Linked DNA regions of Homo sapiens: all the other regions are linked to region 3. Evidence: chromatin loops called from intact Hi-C (ENCODE). Cell type or tissue: IMR-90. All regions are shown on one strand.

Region 1 (5,000 bases), 67 kb before region 3:
CTAGGCCACAGTACTCAGATATTTAGTCAAACATTATTCTAGATGTTTCTGTAGAGGTACTTTTTAGATGGGATTAACATTTAAATCAGTAGACTTTGAGTAAAGTAGAGTACCCTCCAGAATGTGAGTGGGCCTCATCCAATCAGTCAAAGGCCTAATTAGACAAAAGACTCTTCTCCCCAGAAAAGGAGAGAATTATGCCAGCAGACCGCCTGTGGACTTGAACCGCAGGTCTTCTCGGGGTCCCCAGCCTCCCAGTTTTCGGACTTGCCAGATTCCACAATCACACGAACCAATTCCTTAAAATAAATCTCTCTCTTTCTATGTGTGTATGTGTGTGTGTGTGTGTGTGTATAGACAGAGATTTATTGTATACCTATATATAATACATAGATATCCATATGTAACATACAGATATATTGTTATCTATTCAGATATATATCAGAAATATTATATAATTCAGATATAATATCTATATGTTATATATAGATATCAATGTATAATACATAGAGAGATAAGGCTCCATAATAATAAATAATTTATTAAAATAATGTATATATATAATTAATATATGTATAAATTAATATATGTACATGCATATATATAAATTTATTTAAATATGTTACATATATTTTATATCTATGTCTATATAGAGAGATGCATATCTGTATATAGATAGACACACAGATATGCATCCTGTTTGTTCTGTTTCTCTGGAGAACCCTGACTATACAAGGTTCTAACACTGAAACTGAAATACAGAGTTATGGGGGTTCTTTAGTGTGGGAGCCAACAATCCCACAGGTCTCCCCATCTTCAGGGCACCATTACATTAGTGCCCAGTTTAATAACTGGTAAAACTAATAATGACAGAGTCATTTTTAAAAGTTCCTTTATATTGAACATATTCTCTTTTTTTTTGAGTGAATACTTTTTTTTTTTTAGTAAGACTATTTTGAAATGTTTCTAAATAAGATAGTTAATGTGTAGTTGGTTTTCAGTCTGGGGCTTAAAGGGATAAAATTTGGCTTTCTAAAAACATCTCATTTCTCTATGATTCTAGATAATGTAAAAAAATGTACAAAACGGTGTTCCTCCTACAATGATGCCCTCACAAATAGGCTATTCTCTCAATTATACTCACAGATGAGAAAATGAGGGCTCATGGTTAAGCGTATAACACAAAATAATATTAGGGACAATTTTGTGAGAGTTCTCAAGTTCAAGATTCAGAAGAGAATGAAAGGAAGGTGAATAAAGAAAACATTTAACTCCAGAGGAAGCAAATGCAGTTATTTATGGACCTGAGGGAATGTGCCATGATTAATGAAGCCATTTAAACCTAACTTTTCAATGCAACATTTAGAAGGCCTCTGACAGAGTTAAAGATTAGAGTTCTATTCCTTCGGGGCATAAGACTCCCCCTAGTAGTTATGAAACTAAACTTTCCAGGCATATCACTTTGCACCTTTTAAACACTCTCCAAAGGTTACTAGAACCTAAAGAATGTCACCGGAAATAGACAGCAACTGCCGGCAATAAACAAATCCGGTCTATCATAAAATCCTGCAATATACTTTGAGACCCTTTATAAACCACAAACTAGATACTGTGTACATACAGAAAGTAATGGTGTGTCATTCAAATAACTCTTTGTTTCAACGTTCTCGGGCAATTAGAGCAGCTAAGTCCTTTGCAGAGAACACTAAATTCAAAGGCAGCAGTTCTCCCTTTTACTATGTGTGTCATTCAACTTTTCTAAACTCAGTTTCCTCACTGGAAAAATGGGCTAATAAATGACATGTATCTCCATGGGTTGCTGCAGGGGGCAAACTGTAAAGCACTATGTTAATGGAGGTTGCTGATGGAAGATGATTAAATCCACTGCATAGTCTAGTTGAGGAAAAGGGAGAGAGGCTAACAAAGAATAACCCCTTCAGAAATGCTGTCGTTGTCACTAGAAATCATGCTTTCTGTGGATTGCTTACTGACCACATTGCTGAAAGGAAGACCATGATATTTGCCTCTGCTTATAAAGAATGACTTGGCCGAAATAAAGCAAAATGCAAAGCAAAATGTGGAGCAGGGTGCTGAAAGAACCTAGCGCTGCCTGCAACACGTCTGTAACGTTGCCTTCCATCAAGTATTCTGACTTGAAATCCAAGGGATGTTTCACTGTTGCAGCCACCTCCTCTTGTCCACTAGATTCCTGACCAATTTAGCCTCTAATCTACCTTCATCTTGGCCTTGAGTGAAAATCTGAAATGACTAAATAACACTCTGGCAGGTTGTCTCAATAAGGAAGTGAATCTGTGGGATGTTATAGAAAGGAGTTCTGCCAAGTAATAATGCCAACTGATCTTATAAGCCTGTAGCTACAACACTACATGTGTATACACAGATTTACTGTAGTTTCCCTATCATCTTTATCAACCTTTCTAATATATAAACGTATCCAACTATTACTAAGATGTAATACTTGAACTGTGCTGAAACATCACCCATGACTTTCAACCCTGACTTGAGTTTTCAGCCTTTTCCTTCATGTGCTTCATTTGGCTCTGGTGGGCACTGCCTTGATTATTTTATTGTGGTATATCTTATTTTGAAAAAGAATATTGTGGTTCTTTAACCACAGTAAGTCCAAGAGATAGCTTATTGTTCAATGGAATGATTTTTCTTTTGCTTTCAATAATTTTCAAGCCTTCTGTGTTAGCCTTATAGATCTGCTTCATGGTTGTTTGGGACTGTTTCTGTGCAAAACCTAAATTACTTTTTATTGCTTAACTGGGCTTTTTAAAGGAAAAACAACAATGATGAAAGCAACACCAAAGATAGATGACATATTCAGAATTCTACCTTTTCATTCTTGTACAATGCAGAAGTTTACAGTCACAGCAAATGTATATTTACTCCCAGTTCCATAACAAGCAACCATAATGGCTTGAAATTAAGTTCATGCATAATCATACATTGCAAACAAATGAAGTACAATCATACACAATCCAACCAGGTACATTCAGTTTAAATCGATTTATTCTTCATCAACTTAAAATCTTTTATAAACACTGTAGGAAAAAAAATTTCCAGCTTTGTGAAACTAAATGAGGACCAACAGTCATTGGAAGAGGATCATAAATGTAAAAGACTCAGGAACAAAATGTACAATGATAATTTAGAAACAAGTTTACTTTTGTCAGCCAAATGCTACATCATACACAATAGCTACATCTGGTTGGGAAATTTCCTGTTGTTTGGACTCCAGTCTAAAGAAAAATACAGTGTTATTCTACTATAGCTGGTTGGATCATGAACTAATAGCGATTCCAACTGGTTAATGTAGATTTTCTTTTAGTTATGTTCTTAACCATTTCCAGTTAATTTAACATATATAATTATAATAATTTAGCTACTTGGAAAGTTAAAGTACATACCAGGAAGGGCCATGCCTAGGGAAATATAAACACAATTAAGAAACATTTTCAGCTCTCCACCAAACGAATCTTACAGCAACAATGTCAAAGAACAAATTCCTATTATGACACTTCACATATACAACATACAAATATACTAGCTTTGTCATGCTATTTTTAAAAATAGAGAGTATATAATAGCAAAAAGCTGGTGAAATCAGAACTTGTATGGAATGTTGTTCAATACAATCCAAAAGCATTGTTCAGATGTTTATCTGGTTTTCTAATTTTTTATTTATTTATTTTTCCATCCACTGGGAAGAGATATCTGTTTTAAAATAATTATAACATATGTTAATGTCCCCTCCAGCTTCACCAAGAAGTTTTCTCTTGCAAACATGTGATCTCACAACCACTGTAGAATAGTTTCCAAACTAGGCTTTGGGAGCAAGTATAGAAGCAAACTGCCCTAGAACATCCTAGAATCTCACATGGTTAGAGGACATGAAAATATGCTCAGCAGAACAAGCACCAACATTAGATCCAGGACAACCTGGATTTAAGTCTAGGCTTCAAATAAGTTATTTAACCTTTCTAATACATATTTTCTCAAGTGGACAAAATATCTTCACAGTGGTATTATCCTGATTAAATGTAATAATCTATGTCAAACTCCAGTGTCAGAACACAATTGGTGCTCAATAAGTGCTGGTGATATATGCAGAGTACTCTCACACCCTCCCTTGGAAAGTCAGAGCTGCGGAAGAATAGCCATTAAATGATGGAGTCTCACAAGGCTCCCCTGTCTTGATCCTACTTGGATGCCATCAGTCAACACAAGCTTGAGGTTGCATTTTTAAATTTAAATGTGACATTTATGATCAAAGGGTCTGTGACAACCCTGGAACTATACTTCTAGTGAGAAATAAAGTGATATGATACACTGATATAAAAGTAGATTCTTGAGTAATAATATGGAGTGACTCATACTACACAATTATCATATACTCTAACAAGTGATTTGGTTTTTGTTTTGGGGTTTTTTTTTGGCTTTTGGACTGAGTAGACAGAACTATTTTATTTTTAAATTTAGGGGAAAATATAAACCTTTGAGAAAATTAAAACCAACAAAATATTTTTAGGAGACATGGTCAGAATAAAAACAATGTTGCTTTCAGATTGTAGGTAATCAAGAAATTTGCAATGGTTTGAAGGAAGACAAAAGTGGGCACATGTCTGTGGCTGTGGAGATCATTTCAAATTTTCAATGGCAGTGACTCAAACCTTCATGAATTGGTTACAATTAAATGATATCTATATAAATGATATCTTGCCCAACATTCTGACATAGAAATAAATCACTTTTTACAATTTAACTCTGTCTCCTCAGTCCAAACGCCATCAGGTGAGGCACTGTCAGGAGCCTCTGTTGCTGCGTTTCAAATGGCTTCCTCCTGATACCCTCCAGGCTGCTCTCCAGGTGAAAGGGAGCCCAAGCCCCTACTCCCTTCTACTGGGGGAGTGAGGCAGTTCCATTTTGTTGTGTAGATTGCCTCTGATTTTTGAAATGAAATAAAGAATTATCTG
Region 2 (5,000 bases), 900 kb before region 3:
TGGGAATGAAAGCCAGATTGGAGAAGGCTCAAGAAACAAATGGGAAGGGAGGACACCGAGACAGTGTGTTTAGACCAGTGTTTCTCACTTTTTCATGATCACCTCCTTAAAGAGCTTTCTTAGACATTTTTTTCTAATCCTCCCCTCTCCATGAAATTCCAGTATCACAGGTATACTTTTGTTATGTATTGTATATATATATCTATGCCTTACATATACAAAGAGCAAGTAATTTTTGCCTGAAAGAATTAATTTTTGACCTTCTGGAGTGATATCACTCCTATTGAGAATGGCACGGAATAGACAATTTTTTAGATGAGCTTTTCTGTGAAGCAGGGCAAATAATTAGGCTGTTAGAAGATGAGGTTGGATCAAGTTTTTATTGTATTGTATTGTATTTTTAAGATAGGATACATTATAATATGTTTAGGTGCTGATGGAAACAATCTAGTAGAAAGGGGAAAATTGATTATGTAGGAGCAAGATTGAACAGTTACAGAAGTCATGGTCTTGAATAAGAGACAGAGGATGGGCCTCAGATGGGAACCAGACAGTTCTCCCAAAATAATACACAAAGGAGGGCAGAGCACATCAACACAGATAGATGATACTTTTGGAGGTGAGGGCCTGTGGAAGTCCTCTTCTGCTTGATTTGTTTTCCCAGAGAAACAAGAAGCAAGATCATCAGCTGAGATTGAAGAGGGGCTGAAGACGTTGAAGATTTGTAGAGAGAGGGGAAGTGTTCTGTGGTCATGTAGTGGGGGTGAATTGAGTAGAATATAGTAGGATAGCTAGGCAGCACTAAGACTCAATTCAAATTAGTGATCATAAGTTTAAACTGCAATCAGTCAATATTTTTCCCCTCCACGACTTGATCTTCTCTAAGCACATTACATACTTTAAATATTTGAGTGAATGAATAAATGAATCAAAAAGTTAGTTAATGCTATTTACGCTGCATACATGTAAGATTTTTTCCATTTACTATTTATATGTTTTCAATTGGAATGTTTTATACAACAAATGTTAAAATTAAGGACTTCAAATAAGAACATAGAATAACATGCCCAAGTTCAGCTTTTTTTTTTTGGATCAAACTAATTAAAATCAACAATGATTTCAACAATGATTCAGTGCCTTTTTTCTTTTGGTTGGTGATGTTGCTCATTGTGGGCGAAGTATGTAAAACTGACAACTAATTTTGAATCTTTCCATATATATTTTTATAAAAAAAGGAAACTAAAAGTAAATGGTAGTTTCTTTCAGGATGTGGTGTTCATTCTTTAGAAATTGTGAACTCTGCTTAAAACATTTATGTATCCATTTATTTTTTCAATAAATATTTTCTTAGGATCTCTTCTCTTACCAGTCACAGAAAAGACAAAACTGAATAAAGCATGATTTCTACCTTGAAGTATATTATAGGCATCTGGATGTTTTTCTAGTTTTTAGACGAGGTGGGTATATGTTTCTTTAGCGTACATAGAGGTAGACTTGAACTAATATATTTAAAGAACCAGGCTTCTATGTGGTACAATGTAGAATTAGCATTAATAAAGACGGAATGTTACGAAATTCATAAAAGAAAAAATTCAAACACATTAGTAAATTTAGTGCATTATATATAAAATCTTAATGGTAGGGTCTCTGCTCCTTTACTAGGAAGCAGTGTGCTCATGGAGACTGTGCTTTGTCATGACTACAATTGTGTACTATATAAAATCTTAATGAGAGATTACCATTAGATTCTTAAGATTGTTATACTTCTCTTTTTCAAGACCATTTGGTGGTTTTGAGAAGTTAAGAGCTTTATAAGCCTGACAGTACTTGTGATTCAACCTTCTATTGAGGCCAAGTGGGGACCTGGAACTCTCAGACTGCAGGACACACAGATGAACAGCATGTGGCAGTGTTTAAATGTTCTTCTGAAAGCCAATGCCACAGGCTTAAGACAATTTAGGGCAGTTCTCTGTGATGATTGCAAATGCATCCCAGGATTATATTTTTCTTTTATATTGCTATGTGTCATGCTTTGTTTGCCAAACAGAAAGAAAATGAATAGGCAGTTTTCTGGTGCAATTCTTAGTAAACAAATTGTCAAAATGAACTCCATCCATTGCTTAAGAAATACATAAACACAATTTAGTCACTGGATGTGTCTGTATGTAGGTTGTTCCTATGGAGAATTTTAGTTTGACCCATGTTTTTGTTTGTCTTTTTGAAAATTCTGATAGACTAAGGTTCTCTTTGTTTTCATAATAGTCCCTATTCCCCCTAAAATAGTAAGCTATCAAATTACCGAGGTTTTATTTGTATAAATGTAGTTGCACATATCTAACTTAATAAATTGTGAATTGATTTTTATCATGACTTTAAGTCATAGGTATTATTTGAATGAAAGAAAACTAAGCTGTTGGGTTATTTTTACAACGTTCATAGAGAATTTTCTTTCATGTAGATTTTTTCCATATAGCATATACAATAGAATACATTTTAAGCTATTCCCTATATATGTGTGTGTATATGTGTGTCTGTGTGTATAGTGTGTATGTATCCTCATCATAGTCCTTCACATTTTAAGATGATAGCACTCAGTGATTGAAATCTTTATATAATAATATAATTGAGGAAAAATCTGTGAACACAATTGTCATTATCAGACAATAGATTTATAAAATATTTTAATCAGTAACTGTTGTCCTTAAGCATGAATATCCTTACTACTCTTCTACCTTTTACATTTGCTGTTATCGCAAACACTTTGCTTAGAGCAAATGTGATTCCTTATTGCCCAAATGCTTATTGCATTCCAATTTATTATAATACACATACATCTGTTCAGCACTCACTGTGTTCCTGGAATTGTCCCAGAGTCTGGGCTTCCATCCTTTAATGAGACCTAGCCTAGTTCTTAAGGAGCTCACAGTGGGAAGACATGTCTGTTGCACTTATCTTCTAGTTGCTTCTGAGCTTCCCTGCTTTGTTTACAGGTTGGCTTTAGGGCAGCCTCTGCTCATTTCTTCTGCCTTTCTTACCAGTTCTGGCTCTGCTGCTTGTTAGCTGTGTGACCTTGGGGACAGTTACTTGATCTCTCTGAGTCTCTGATTCCTCTTCTGTGTAATGAAGTGATAAGTCCTACCTCATGAGGGCATTTGGGAAGATTAATAAATAAGATAATGTGTTAAAGCATCTAGTAAATTGCTGGCATATGCTAAGTGGTCAATGAAAGAAACTGCTGCTGCCATTTGACTTGTGTTCGTTATGTGCCTGGCACTCAATTGCTAAGAAACAAACTTTAGTTCGTTTTCATTCCCTTGCTGCTGCACTTTCTTCAAACACATCGTCAGATGGGAATTTAGAACTAGAGTAAATAACAATAGCTCCAACTTATGAGTACCCATTATGTGCTAGATATTTTACTGGTTGGTAACAATTCTTAAAACAACCCAGCGTTGTTATTATCCCCACCATATAGAGCAAGATGGGAGAGATAAAAGTGACCTTCTAACCCTGCAAAACTACCCACCAGAAGAGCCAAAATACTGACTACAAAGCTTGTGTTCTTCTTCTTTTTTTTTTTGCAACCAGTCATTTTCTCCAGTCTCTTCCAATTCTAAAATATTTTAAAGATTTTTTGAAAAATTCATGTGTATTATGATCACAAGCACTAGATGTTTTCATTTGAGCACAAACTCCAAAGTAGGAGCAGTAGAAGTTTTCACTTGAGCACCAATTCAAATCCATATGCCCAATGATGTCATTAACAAGTTAAAAATACAGAAATACGCATTTTCATAAATAAGTGTGACTATTAGTCCATGGACAGGCCGAAGTTCCCTAAATAGTTCTCAGATCTTGCCATCCACATTAGTTGATTTTTCTGTATCAGCTGAAAGCAGAATTCTTTTTAAAGGGGGAAGCAGTGGTTTCTTTCTTTAGACTTTTGAAAATATTAAAAAATTTTAGATAAAATTGACCATTTTGATTTTTAATAAGAGGTTTGTTTTGATATTTTAACTTTAGACATATGAGGCAAATTTTGAAAACCTATGCTGGCTTCAGTAAAGTAGTTTTTTGGCTTTTCTTCTATATCTTGGCCTGGGTGGCCTGGGGACATCAGGCACGAAGAAGAGACGGCGCAGTTAAGGAGGTGGACAGCTGATCCATGTGGTTCACTTGATGAGCCATGCCTTCTGGGTTTAATATAGCAAGAGTTCCTGATTTGAGAAAGGGGAATTTGCGGGTGTGTATTTTCTTTGGAAAAACTGAACAAACTATAAAATTGAATCAGAATAATTATAGTTCTATATAGAATCCTAAATATCAGCCTCTAAATGGTTACCTCGGGCAAATGCCAATCTATCTGGACTTCATCTTTCTCCTCTGTAAAATGAGACCATTGAACCCTAGATCTCTAAGATCCCTTCTCAATCTAAATCCAATCTAAAATGATTCTCTGAAGAGGCAGGCATATGTGTGTGTGTAATTGCTGTTTGAAGTGTGAATTAGTTAAACACAAATTCATAGGATGTAGATATCAGAAAATGTGTTTATAAAATGTTAATGTGGGTGAGTGAGAGAGAAATATTTTATTGTTGTTTATAAACACCTTAGTTAACACATTTACACCTTTGCTGAATACATTAGATTTTGGGGGAGGAAACAAAAAGGCTTATATTCAAACCAGGATCCAATTGGATTTTAAAAAATGGTTAGTTTATTTGTCTTTTTCAACCACTGAATTTGAGTTTCTTGAGTCTTTCTCTATCTCTACCACTTTGTACTTCCCCAAGTAAATATTTCTTAAATGAATGAATTATTAATTGAATGACAAAATCCCCGTTGTACTTGATTAAATATTGCAGACAAATAGGAGAAAATTAGATTCCCTCAATTTGTACTCTTCTGTGGCCTCAACTATTCCATCACCTAATATCTACATAAGTTACATTGAAGGAAAAAAAATCAGTTACCAAAGGAAAACAAATTCCTTTTATCCT
Region 3 (5,000 bases):
CTCTAGTGTTCCTGCTGTGAAAGAGTTGGAGTAATATTCTATGGAGGTGAGGGATGGGACTTTTCTTTCATACCTAATTGTATTTCTGGAAGACTGCCAGCTTTCCAGACAGACACTTGATCTGAGTATTCATTGACTGCCCTTCGCCGTGGGAAGGTGGGAAAGAAAAATAAATCAGGAGTCAGAAACGTAAAAGGCAGCCTGCATGTCTGTACAGTCTAGAGTTGTAAGCTGATTTATTTTCTTACTCATTTTGAGTAAACTGCCACCACTGCCTTCCAATGTAAGCAGCTAGGGGCAAATACTGAGTTTGAGTTTCTGTTCTGCATACAAACTAGCACATTTTAAATGTATATGAAGTTTAAATAGCAACATCCTATTCTTATTTCATTGGAAAAATCCTTTTATATTAGTTTCCACCATATCTTAGACTCTGCCAGATCTTGCCCTAAGAAAAGGTAAAGTAAATGTGAATTGAAAAATAGCAATTTGCGGCCTGGCACGGTGGCTCATGCCTGTAATCCCAGCACTTTGGGAGGCCGAGGCAGTCAGATCACCTGGTATCAGGAGTTCGAGACTAGACTGACCAACATGATGAAACCCTGTCTCTAATAAAAATACAAAATTAGCCAGATGTGATGGCATATGCCTGTAATCCCGGCTACTTGGGAGGCTGAGGCAGGAGAATCGCTTGAACCCGGGAGGCAGAGATTGCAGTGAGCCGAGATTGCGCCATTGCACTCCAGCCTGAGTAACAAGAGTGAAACTCCATCTCAAAAAAAAAAAAAGAAAAATAGCAATTTGCGTGATTGTTATTTTGTTTTTATATTGCATCTAAAAACAAAAAGCTGTCTTCTTGAAACAGGAAGTTAAGGACAAATACGTAAGCTACTTCCTGGAAAAGAAATATATGATTGTTTAGATCTGGGAGAGGTTGTGAGATCATTTGTCCAATTTCCCCATTCCTGTATTTTACATATGAGCAATGTAAAACTGGCGCTTAGGGAAGGGAGGGCATCTGACCGTAGTCACTAGTTAGGAGCAGAGCTGAGGCTTTAACGCAGGTCAGCCTGACTTCCCAAGTGCTCTGACCCCAAATGTCCTGCCCACTGAGTCACCCAACTTCCACGCCAACTATTTCAATACCCCATGATAACTGTAAACAGGACTGCTTATCTTGTTTTAGATTTCATTCATTCTCAAAAATTATTTTGGAATAGGCATTCTTTTACTGTGAAAATGGAGGCCTCAGTTCTTTTGGACTCAAGCTAGGCTGTTTATGACCCTTTGATGTCACAGATCACCAATTTAGTCGTGATTCAGCACAGCAGTTTACTAAAAAGCAAAACACTCTTTTTTTATTTTCTCAGGGTCTTTCCTTTTAAAGGCAATAGATTTCTTTTTCATCTCACTACCCTCTTGCTCTTAGGAGAGGACATTCCTTCTGAAAAGATATGAGCAACGAGAAACTTAATTTTCGGAGCCTATGATTCGGACATATAGGAACTGGGAGAAGACTCATTCAGGGGACAGAGGAAGGATTGAGGTCTTCTGCTTCATATAGACACAGAATCTGTAACTTCTTCAGTAGTGTTCCCTCCAAGACTTCCCTGAAAAACACCATAGATAACATTGTGCCAATTGATCATCCCTGATACTACTGATAACATTTACATGAAGGTTTCCCCTGTACCACCCCTTCTCCACCATCTCATTTTCATTTCTTCCTTCCAGAAGCTGTCTGCACTTGCATAACTTAATAAAATGGTGATTGCTAGTTGATCCTTATATTGTTTAGAAAAGATAGAATCAGTCAACTCCTCCAAATAAACAGGAGAAGGATATACAAAGAATGCCAGTGTTGGTGAGATGTTTATGCCACAGTTTCTCCAATGCATTTTAGGGGGGCTCATCATATTAGGGGCTCTAACGTGGAGGCAACACCACTGGGTGGTCATTACAAGGAATGTGACTATATTGCCCCCTCGTGGTTGTAATGCATAAATGCTGAACAAGACCTGAAACCCCCTAAACAAAAATAAGTGCAGCATTCCACTGGGTGAAGAGCACTTAGTGAAAATCTTTGAGGATCTGAACACTTTTCTCAGGCACAGGTACTACTTAGATGAGCAAGATGTGGTCCCTGTCTTCAAGAAACTCACAATCTATTGAAAGAGAAAGATACCCGACTCCCTTCCTGCCGCCCACTGGTTCCCCATCACTTCAATACATAATTGGTTGAACAGGTAAAGATGATACGTGCATGCCTTAGACATTTTATTTTGACTTAACACATACACGTCACTAATCTTTTGATATGGGGCCAAAGGCTTCTAATTGTGACATGAGTCTACTGATAGGAACTTCATAAACTACTTTCATTAGGCATCTTCAACAATTTCCAGGTTGGAATTTTATAAAGTGAAGTTAGAAATTAAGGGCACTTAAAAAAATCTGAAAGGAGATTCTTTCAAGATTACTACATACCCCTCCCCTATCCTGTCTGTAGTTTTGCCTATGGCTCATTCAAAAGTACGATTTCTAGCATCTTATCTTTCCAAAGCATCCATCTGTTTTCATAGAAAACACAACTCTTTCACTCATGTGCTATTCACTCAAGTGACATCTAGTTAAATTACTTAATTAAACTAACAAGTACGACTGGCAGAAATAGGTTTGAGAACAAACAATGGATCCCAGCAAACACGCAGCTTAGGTGAAGAAGTGTCTGGGCATTTCAGTGCATCCTCCTGTTGAAGAACATTGAGTTCACTGTGGGCATCAGTCATTGTTTTCTCTCAAAGAAACCCAGAATATGGATTAAACTGGTCAGTAAATTAAAGGAGATTGTGAGTGCACAAAGGAGGGACATCTAGTTCAACCTTGGGAGGAGAGTGGGGACTGATGTCAGATTTTCTTGGGGAAAGATCATATATGAACTGAGACTTTAAAAAATGGTAGGAGCCAGGCATGGTGGCTCAGGCCTGTAATCTCAGCACTTTGGGAGGCTGAGGCGGGTGGATCATTTGAGGTCAGGAGTTCAAGACCAGCCTGGCCAACACGGTGAAACCCCGTCTCTACAAAAAATACAAAAAAATTTTAAAAAAAGCCAGGCGTGGTGGTGCGCACCTGTAATCCCAGCTACTTGAAAGGCTGAGGCACGGGAATCACTTGAATCCAGAAGGCGGAGGTTGCAGTGAGCCAAGATTGTGTCACTGCACTCCAGCGTGGGTGACAGAGTGAGACCCTGTCTCAAAACAAAACAAACAAACAAAAAACACAAGTGGTAGGGTTTTTGTCAGCACTCCCCTCTGTAAGATGGATGTGTGTGTAAGCTTGAAAATTGTAAAGCAGAGAGATGCATGAAATAACATGGTATGTTCAGAAAATTATAAGTATCTGTATTGCTGATTTTAGAAAATGCAATTGAAGAGTAGGGAAAGTTGTAACTGAGGACCTACCACATATAATCAGGTAGCAGCGTGCTTTTGCACGTTCTCTTCTTCATGCCCTTCGGAGTGTGTTAGCCATGTGGCTGGCCTCCCATTTGTTCAGTAGTAATTAGGGACACTTCCCAGGTCCAAGAAGGAGAAGTCACTGTCCTGAGGTGCCCATGGTCTGATGTGGGAGATGGAGATGTACACAAATAATTCTGATTTTTTTTTTTGAAATGGAGCCTCACTCTGTTGCCCAGGCTGGAGTGCAGTGGCACCATCTTGGCTCACTGCAACCTGTGTCACCTGGGTTCAAGCGGTTCTCCTGCCTCAGCCTCCCGAGTAGCTGGGATTACAGGCATCTGTCACCGCACCTGGCTAATTTTTGTAGTTTTAGTAGAGACAGGGTTTCACAACCTTAGTCAGGCTGGTCTTGAACTCCTGACCTCGTGATCCACCCGCCTCGGCCTCCCAAAGTGCTGAGATTACAGGCATGAGCCACCGTGCCCAGCTGTACACAAATAATTCTAAGGAAATGTGATTAATTGCTGGAATAAAAGGATATTTAGAGTAATTTAAAAAGTACATAAAAACAGAGGTGATGACTGCTGGACTATGAAGAGATCCTATGACTGGTGATATTTAGCCTGAGTTTTCAAGGTTAAAAGGAAGTTGAACAGGAGGGTGATCTGTCACCCTACTGATGGCCAAAGCTGCTTCAGCTGATGCCTCGGGCTGCATGAGGTATTCACTTCTTACCCTGCTATTTCTGGTTCTTCCTTCCTGAAGTACTCCAGCCTATCAGTAAATACCCAGGTATAGTACACAGAGAAAAAGTGATAGGCAAACATTGCACTGGCAGCACTGACCCTATCACCAAAAGGCTGCCCAGAGATCTTAGGTGGCCAGTGGAAAAATCCTTACTCCCAGGCAAAAGTAATGCTCTTCTGCCATTTCTTGAATGAATCCAGTTTGAAGTTATTATCTAGTTTTTGTATTCACGTAAAAAAAGTATATTTATTAGTGTACTCACACATTGCATAAAGGAGAAACAATTTGGGTATTTATGGAGATATACTTCAAAATTCAACAAACCTTAGCGAAAACAACAGTTACACTTGTTTAATGTCAGACAAATCATTTACTTCAGTTATTAATAACTAATTGGCTGAGTTTTTCAGACTTCAACAGGTTCTTTTTTTTTTCTTTTTTTTTAAGAATTGTCTCACTCTTGTCGCCCAGGCTGGAGTGCAGTGACGCGATCTCACTGCAACCTCCGCCTCCCAGGTTCAAGCAATTCTCCTGTCTCAGCCACCTGAGTAGCTGGGATTACATGCATCTGCCACCACACCCAACTAATTTTTGTACTTTTTAGTAGAGATGGGGTTTCACCATGTTGGCCAGGCTGGTCTCAAACTCCTGACCTCAGGTGATCCACCTGCCTCGGCCCCCCAAAGTGCTGGGATTACAGGCATGAGCCACCGCGCCCAGCCAACAGGTTATTTTAAAAGGTGTTTAGCAAGGTGAAATAGATCTTAATCTATGTCACTAGAGGTTTATTTGAAA

What was found. Peaks named below come from ENCODE experiments on the same cell type or tissue, not always from the same donor. Only the 100,000 strongest peaks of a DNase experiment are listed, where the experiment ranks them.
Region 1: a loop joins it to region 3, with 2.6 times the contacts of the local background. A loop is called at or near these places in 84 of 110 quality-filtered maps.
Region 2: a loop joins it to region 3, with 8 times the contacts of the local background. A loop is called at or near these places in 17 of 110 quality-filtered maps.

What each region holds. Positions count from the first base shown.
Region 1 is chr10:87,720,205-87,725,204 of GRCh38, reverse strand. It overlaps PAPSS2 (3'-phosphoadenosine 5'-phosphosulfate synthase 2), which reads right to left. Exons shown (of 13, transcript NM_001015880.2): 8 at 3,435-3,449. Among named protein-coding and RNA genes, the nearest start is that of PAPSS2, 63 kb to the right of the region's middle. In IMR-90, no CTCF peak of the experiment used is centred here; no DNase peak of the experiment used is centred here.
Region 2 is chr10:88,550,264-88,555,263 of GRCh38, reverse strand. All of the region lies in intron 4 of RNLS (renalase, FAD dependent amine oxidase), which reads left to right. Among named protein-coding and RNA genes, the nearest start is that of RNLS, 31 kb to the left of the region's middle. In IMR-90, a CTCF peak has its summit at 1,894; a DNase peak (open chromatin) is centred at 1,893.
Region 3 is chr10:87,653,639-87,658,638 of GRCh38, reverse strand. No RefSeq gene overlaps it. Among named protein-coding and RNA genes, the nearest start is that of PAPSS2, 3.7 kb to the left of the region's middle. In IMR-90, a CTCF peak has its summit at 1,984 (motif pointing left); a DNase peak (open chromatin) is centred at 1,098; H3K27ac peaks cover 1,107 bases.